3 separate regions of the Mus musculus genome follow, and all the other regions are linked to region 3. The links are chromatin loops, found by intact Hi-C in ENCODE. Cell type or tissue: heart. All regions are shown on one strand.

Region 1 (2,500 bases), 170 kb before region 3:
TGACTTTAGGCAAATCACCAAACTATGTCTGTTTCCTCACTTGGAAAATAGGAATAAAAATATAACCCACTGTATAGCACAAATGTGACAGTATTCAAAAGTCCTAAAACTATTACTATTTGAAGAGTAAGCATAGCTGTATTGGCTATAATAGATGCAACTGGCTGCTGTGTCTAAATTTTCCTTGTTACATAACCCATTTCCTTTTATCTGATCTATTCTATCTAATAGTGCTATATTGCATAGGCGTATAATTAGTTCAGTTTTAAGATTCAGCATTTACACAAGAAGGAAGCTGGGGCCAGTAATGGCATACACCTTTAATTTCAACACTTGGGAAGCAGAGGCAGGCAGCAGATCTCTGAGTTCAAGGCCAGCCTGGTCTACATAGTGAGTTCCAGAACAGCTAGAGCTACTTAGAAAAAACCTGTCTCAATAAAACAAAACAAAACCAACATTAAACAAACAAACAAACAAACAAAAACAAAAACAAAGGAAACTGGGCTAGAGATGGCTCAGGGATTACCAGCATGGGTCCTCTTCCAGAGGACCTGAGTTCAATTCCCCATACCCACATAGCAGCTCACAATGATCTGTAACTTCAGTTCCAAGAGACCCAATGCCCTCTTCTGGCTTCCTGAGCACCAGGCACACATGTGGCACACAGAAGACATGCATACAAGCAAACATACATATAAAACAATAAAATGAAAAGGGCTGGAGAAATGGCTCAGTGGTTAAGAGCATCCAACTGCTCTTCCGAAGTTCCTGAGTTCAAGTCCCAGCAACCACATGGTGGCTCACAACCATCCGTAATGAGATCTGACTCCCTCTTCTGGAGTGTCTGAAGACAGCTACAGTGTACTTACATATAATAAATAAATAAATCTTAAAAAAAAAAGAAAAAAAGAATTTGCTTTCTAAAAAAATAAAGAAAAAAGAAGAAGGTAATGAACTCTTACTGTCTCAACAATTTAAAAAAATAGGTCAAAAAAATAAGGAGAAATTAGCAGTAGTTATTAAAAATTAGTAAGTCATGTATTTTATAGATTATTACTACTTTCACTTTTTTTTAAAGATTTATTTCATTTATATGAGTACACTGTAGCTGTGTTCAGACGCACCAGAAGAGGGCATCAGATTCCATTACAGATGGCTTTGAGCCACCATGTGGTTGCTGAGAAGATCAGTCAGCGTTCTTAACTGCTGACCCATCTCTCCAGCCCTACTTTCAATTTTGAAATGAAAAACAGGGGAAGACTGGCAGCATGACTTAGGAATAAATGCCTTTTTTATAGAGCACTGTTACCTATCATCTTTACAAACGAGAACTGTCATTGTGATTTAGCAACTGCAGTTAGGAATGTATTTACAGTAACTGAAAGCAGAGGAAGAGTGTGAGCAAGCATGTCATGCAGTTAAACTGCAGCACTTTACCTCTTAGGGCAGACGCTAGACAGCTGCGACAGAGTACAGCTACTCTTCTCCGGAGTTCCTGAAATACTGGGTTCTTCACCACACGTGGATGACTCTATTTCAAAGAAGCACAGAGCATTATCAAGGTGTCTTAAAATAGCAACATCTGAGTGAAAGGTTAGATTCTCCATAACCAGCCGTGAGCTTTACTAACTTCACTCCTCTCAAGCCCCAGAGAATTGTTTCCACATTTCTCCTAACCTAGTAGTTTTCCATTAGAAAGTACTTTCAGAGGCTGGTGAGATGGCTCAGTGGGTAAGAGTACCCGACTGCTCTTCCGAAGGTCTGGAGTTCAAATCCCAGCAACCACATGGTGGCTCACAACCATCCGTAATGAGATCTGACTCCCTCTTCTAGAGTATCTGAAGACAGCTACAGTGTACTTACATATAATAAATAAATAAATAAATATTAAAAAAAAAGTACTTTCAGTTTTTTATGACCCAACAAAAACATCTTTTTCTAATATGCATTGGCCAACCTAGAGGCTGAATTTACTTCTGATCAAACACAGACACACACAGAGAAAGGAAGGGGAGGGGAGAGGGGAGGAGACTTTATATTTTNATATNCTCTCTAATAGGTAGTTGATAAATCTGTATTTCCAAATATTAACTGTCAATTTCCTTACCACTGCTTAGCCCTCCCACATTCTACAATACAGTACTATTGGCCTAAAATCAAACTAATTTTAATTTGCAGAGAACTTGCAATCACAATTGGATGCATTATCAACAAAAGCCAACTTTCCTACCTCTCCCCCTCCACCCACTTGTTTATGTAGTCCTTCCACCTTAAGAATGTTAATAGTTTTTCTTTTTTTTTTAAAGATTTATTTATTTATTTATTATATGTAAGTACACTGTAGCTGTCTTCAGACACACCAGAAGAGGGCGTCAGATCTTATTACAGATGGTTGTGAGCCACCATGTGGTTGCTAGGAATTGAACTCGGGACCTTTGGAAGAGCAGTCAGTGCTCTTAACCTCTGAGCCATCTCTCCAGCCCGTTAATAGTTTTTCTTG
Region 2 (2,500 bases), 290 kb before region 3:
ATTCATTCCAAAGAATTCACATTGTAATGTGTCTTAGAGTTTTCCTGCTGTGAACAGACACCATGACCAAGGCAACTCTTATAAGAATAACATTTAATTGGGGCTGCTTATAGGTTCAGAGGTTCAGTCCATTGTCAAGGTGGGAACATGGCAGCATGCAGGCAGGCATGGTGCAGGAGGAGCTGAGAGTTCTACATCTTCATCTGAAAGCTGCTAGCAGAATACTGGCTCTCAGGCAGCTAGGATGTCGGTATAAAAGCTCACACCCACAAGGCTGCACCTACTCCAACAGGGCCACACCTCCCGACAGGCTACTCCCTGGGCCAAGCATATGCAAACCATGACATAATGGGTTGGTCTTGTAATGCTGTGTATTCTCATGCTCAATGCTGGTTCCCAAGATCTGGTTCTCCCCAGTGAGGAGTTCCTCGGGGATGAGGAGATCTTTACGTATATCAAATGATGCTTCAGATCTTTGCTCCAGAATCCTAAAAGGCCTTCCATTAGGTCTTCCCGTATAACAAAGAAATAAGAAGTGACCGTTTCCAGAAAGGAAGTCATATAAAACTACCCTTGAGAATGAACTCTCTTAAGAGAGAGATTGTTATCCTCTCTCTCTTAATATACATTTTTATATGTAAATATATATACATTTTGCACAGTTTTACACTTTTTGGGGAAGATTCCATTGCCTGCTTTTCCAGGGGACCCAGGTTCTATTCTCAGCGCCCACCTGCAGCTCACCACCCTCTGTAACCACAGTTCCTCTTCCGGTGTCTGTGGCACTGCACGACATGGTGTATGTTCATGCAGGCCAAACATACATACATAAAATATAAGTGTTAAGTAAAGACAGCTCTTGCCTCACAAGCAGCACTGTTGTACTTAATATCCTAGCCATTGCCAGTTCTGTCCGTTGGCATCAGCCTGTGCACCTCCCATGCCAGGGCCTTTATTAAAAATTCTTTCTGTCTCTGCCAGCACACAAAGCAAAGGAAAAGGATCTTCGCTGCTCTTAACTTCCACGTTCATAGACCAGACTCGCAAATACCCACAGAAGTTACATTCAAAGTGAGACTAGTATTTTATTATGGTTAAGCTGAAATAACAAAATACTATAGACAGCAAAAAATTATTTTCTCACTTCTACCAGACCAGGGTCTCACTCGCATGACCCCACTGCATCTTTAGAGACTTTATCCCCAAACTCAGCAAATCACTCAGTCACGCCTTGGTGGGAATAGCGTCCAACAGTGGCAGATCTGAACCACAAGGTGGCGCTGCTACTCAACTCCTAAACCTTGTCAGGCCCGTTTTGTTTTGTATTATTTTGTTTTGTTTTGTTTTGTTGTTTTGTTGTTGTTGTTGTTTTTGTTTGTTTGTTTGTTTGTTTTTTTTTTTTTTTTTTTTTGCTAAAACCTTCAGAATTTGAGAGAAGCTAAAAAGCTGGATGAATTTTTTTTTTTTTTTTTGAGTGATCATCGCTTTCCCAATGAAAAAGATAGGTAAAACTGAAGACGGGGACCATGTGGTTCTACAAAGACTTTCATCTGCATAAGAAAAAGATGGAATCTTTCATAAAGAAAATACAAGGATTCTGTGACATCCACTTCATACCGGACTCATATGAAACCCCCAAATTACCTGTATAATATGCTCAAGATTGAAAGATTGTCATCAGCCAGTTTGTCCAGTGCATACTTTGCAGTTATATAACACTAAGGCTGAGTTTTCTCTGGTCTATTAAGACAGGTGAGGAAGATAGTAAGACCACAGTTACATGTATAAACAAACCTGTAATTTATACAGTGTATTTATAGGCACAGTAATGAGCTGACTTCTCCAGACAACTAGCCTCCACAGCTAGCCTTCATGGTGACTTGCATTGCCTTGGTGTCTAGGTTAATGGGAAACAAGGATGAACTCCATCCCACCTGGATCTCTAGCCCACTGGTCTGCGAGAGAACCCAGGCAGTAGATCTCTAGACCGTCCTCCCTCAGCCTCAGAGGCCCCCTGGGCTTGGACACCTTGTGGAGACAAGCATGGAACAATTACTGTTAGAAATGCCCATGGACAAAGACAATGAGATCCAGAGACTCACCTAAGTTCCCTCCGTTTATGTTATGGTCAAACATCTAATCACCTTTCTTCATACACTGGCTCCCGTTTCTTTCTCCCCCGCAGGAGGAGGCTTGTTGCCACATGACAAGCTTTCTTCATAGCTTCACCCTTGACTATGATTTCCAAGCAAAAGTCTGTGGCCTATTTCTTGTGCCAATTCCCGTTGTCATGTGACTCATGTGAGGGCTTCGGACGTTTCCACCGAGCCGGTGGATTTTAGATAAGGAACTACAAGCACGAGCACTTCCCTTTCAGTTAAAATCCACTCCGCCTGGCTGATGGCATTTGCTTGGTTTTGATCATCTCCCTTCTACTCTGTCACCTCCCAAGATTTATTTCCTTGCCAAATATCTCTAAATTTTCTTGTTTGAGTTACTC
Region 3 (2,500 bases):
GCATTCCACTGAGTTCCAAATCCAAAGTCCCCAAATCCACATTCTTTCAAATAAAAGCATGGTTAGGCTTATCACAGCAATACCCCAGTCCCTGGTACCAACTTGTCTTAGCCAGGGTTTCCTTTCTTTCTTTCTTTCTTTCTTTCTTTCTTTCTTTCTTTCTTTCTTTCTTTCTTTCTTTCTTTCTTTCCTTCTTTCTTTCTTTCTTTCTTTCTTTCTTCCTCCCCCCCACACCCTCTGGAGACACGGTTTCTCTGTATAGCCCTGGCTGTCCTGGAACTCACTTTGTAGACTAGGCTGGCCTCGAACTCAGAAATCCACCTGCCTCTGCCTCCCAAGTGCTGGGATTAAAGGCATGTGCCACCACTGCCCGGCTAAGTCAGGGTTTCTATTCCTGCACAAACATCATGACCAAGAAGCAAGTTGGGGAGGAAAGGGTTTATTCAGCTTACACTTCCATACTGCTGTTCATCACCAAGGAAGTCAGGACTGGAACTCAAGCAGGTCAAGAAGCAGGAGCTGATGCAGAGGCCATGGAAGGATGTTTCTTACTGGCTTGCTTCCTCTGGCTTGCTCAGCCTGCTCTTACAGAACCCGATACTACCAGCCCAGGGATGGCATCACCCACAATGGGCCCTCCCACCCTTGATCACTAATTGAGAAAATGCCCCACAGCTGGATCTCATGGAGGCATTTCTCCAACTGAAGCTCCTTTCTCTGTGATAACTCCAGCCTGTGTCAATTGACACAGAATCAGCCTGTAGAGAGGGTCTTGCCTTAGTGGTGAGTCAGCCTGTGTCAATTGACACAGAACCAGCCTGTAGAGAGGGTCTTGCCTTAGTGGTGAGTCAGCAAATACTTGACTCCATAGCCTCCTCCCCACCATTCCAAAATTCAAATCTGGAATTTAAACATCCAGGGAGGGAAAAGGTAAGGGGAGGAAAACTCGGTACCTCAGTTACTCTGTCTTCCTGAGGTCAAGACAAAACATAACGCAAGGCTGACACCTAGTGGCTACCTACTTGCTACAGGAGCCCACCCTGCATTAAACTAAGGACCAACTGAGAAACAAAGGAAGAAAGATATCTGAAATCAGTGCTGGCGACATGCCTGCCTCTGCCCATCCTTTCATGTTATTTTAAGTTCTAAGGATAATTAAGTCACTTCTACCTCTTATCTGAGGGTTCTGCCTGGCCCTCTCTTGCGTTCTGCAATGTTCACCTGGATTGATTTCCTCAGCTCCCTCCTCACTATCCTCTATCCTATTAAGAGATTCATGTCTGAAGCCCTCAGGCTTGCTCATCCTTTGGTTCTAGCCCTGGTCTACATTTGTGGACTGTTTCCTTCACACAAATTTTTCTAGAAGTGTGTTTCTAGTACACTTCTGGCCCTGGCAATCGAGTCATAGCTTCCAGGCTGGATTTTACTTTGGTATTGGAGCTCTGGCAGTTTTAATAATTAGGCTCAGTCACTTGTCCTCAATAGGCCAGTCAAGGGGCCAAAAAAGCAAAGGCAGAGAGAAATTTATTCAATGTGGCTGCACCAGGAAGGGGGTCTGACATAAGGCATAGGTTTAAGTGGGGGAATGGAGAGATGGCTCATCAGTTAAGAGCTACTCTTCCAGTAGGCAGGGGATGTTTCTTTGGGCTCCAATACTCCCTGCTCACCTGGATTGTCTCTTCCTTCTCCTGCTCATTTCCCACTCTGCCCAAGCCTTACACATGGGGCTTTGCTCCCGGGCTGCCTTCAGGCCCCCTTCCTTCTCCCTTACCCTTTATGGTCTCACATACTAAGACCCCGGATAGCGCTCCACTTACCTCTCGGTCTTTGCCATTCTGCTTTCACTGTCATTTCTCATCCAGATGTTTACTAGTTACCAAATTGGTTTCTCAGCTGCATCCTTGTTAGCTCTCTTCCCCAGTGTGGTCAGGGGCATTTTCCCTATGACCCCACTTCTTTAAAGCTTCTTTCCACGGCAAATAAACTTCAGACCCAGCCCTGCCTGCTTGGCTCCTTATCTTGCTTCATCTCTGGGGTTTAGCTCCTAAAAAATTAACAGTGTCTCTTTTCTCCTCTCTTCACTACCTTCCTCCCTTCCACACCGTGAATTTTGCCCTAGACATTTCCTTGCTTGGGATCCACTTTCCTTCTCTTCCGCTCTCTTCTTAATACATATGTTCTCTCCTGCCTCTTCTGGAGTACTCTCCTGAGGCCCCAGCCAGGAACACTTTCTCTGTGACCCAATGCACTGCACTTCCTAACTAAAACTGTTCCCAGGGGCTAGAGGGATGGCTCAGTGCTTAAGATGGCTCTTATTCCAGAGAACTTGGCTTTGATTCCCAGAACCCACAAGGAGGCTCACAACCCTCTGCAATGTCAGTTCCAGGCAATTCAGTGCCCTCGAGTCTTCTCCAGGCACACACGTGCTGCACAGACAGACATACAGGCAGAGGAGACACCCACACACATGAAATAAACTGCTTCCAAACTCACTCCATAC

What was found. Peaks named below come from ENCODE experiments on the same cell type or tissue, not always from the same donor. Only the 100,000 strongest peaks of a DNase experiment are listed, where the experiment ranks them.
Region 1: it touches region 3 in a loop (9-fold over the local background); 15 of 42 quality-filtered maps call a loop at or near these places.
Region 2: it touches region 3 in a loop (7-fold over the local background); 37 of 42 quality-filtered maps call a loop at or near these places.

What each region holds. Positions count from the first base shown.
Region 1 is chr3:20,075,522-20,078,021 of GRCm38, reverse strand. It overlaps Hltf (helicase-like transcription factor), which reads right to left. Exons shown (of 25, transcript NM_009210.3): 10 at 1,438-1,531. Among named protein-coding and RNA genes, the nearest start is that of Hltf, 19 kb to the right of the region's middle. In heart, a CTCF peak has its summit at 1,128 (motif pointing right); no DNase peak of the experiment used is centred here; H3K4me3 peaks cover 333 bases; H3K27ac peaks cover 521 bases.
Region 2 is chr3:20,197,876-20,200,375 of GRCm38, reverse strand. No RefSeq gene overlaps it. Among named protein-coding and RNA genes, the nearest start is that of Gm31320, 23 kb to the left of the region's middle. In heart, a CTCF peak has its summit at 1,261 (motif pointing right); no DNase peak of the experiment used is centred here; H3K27ac peaks cover 543 bases.
Region 3 is chr3:19,903,395-19,905,894 of GRCm38, reverse strand. No RefSeq gene overlaps it. Among named protein-coding and RNA genes, the nearest start is that of Gm42190, 49 kb to the left of the region's middle. In heart, a CTCF peak has its summit at 1,016 (motif pointing left); no DNase peak of the experiment used is centred here.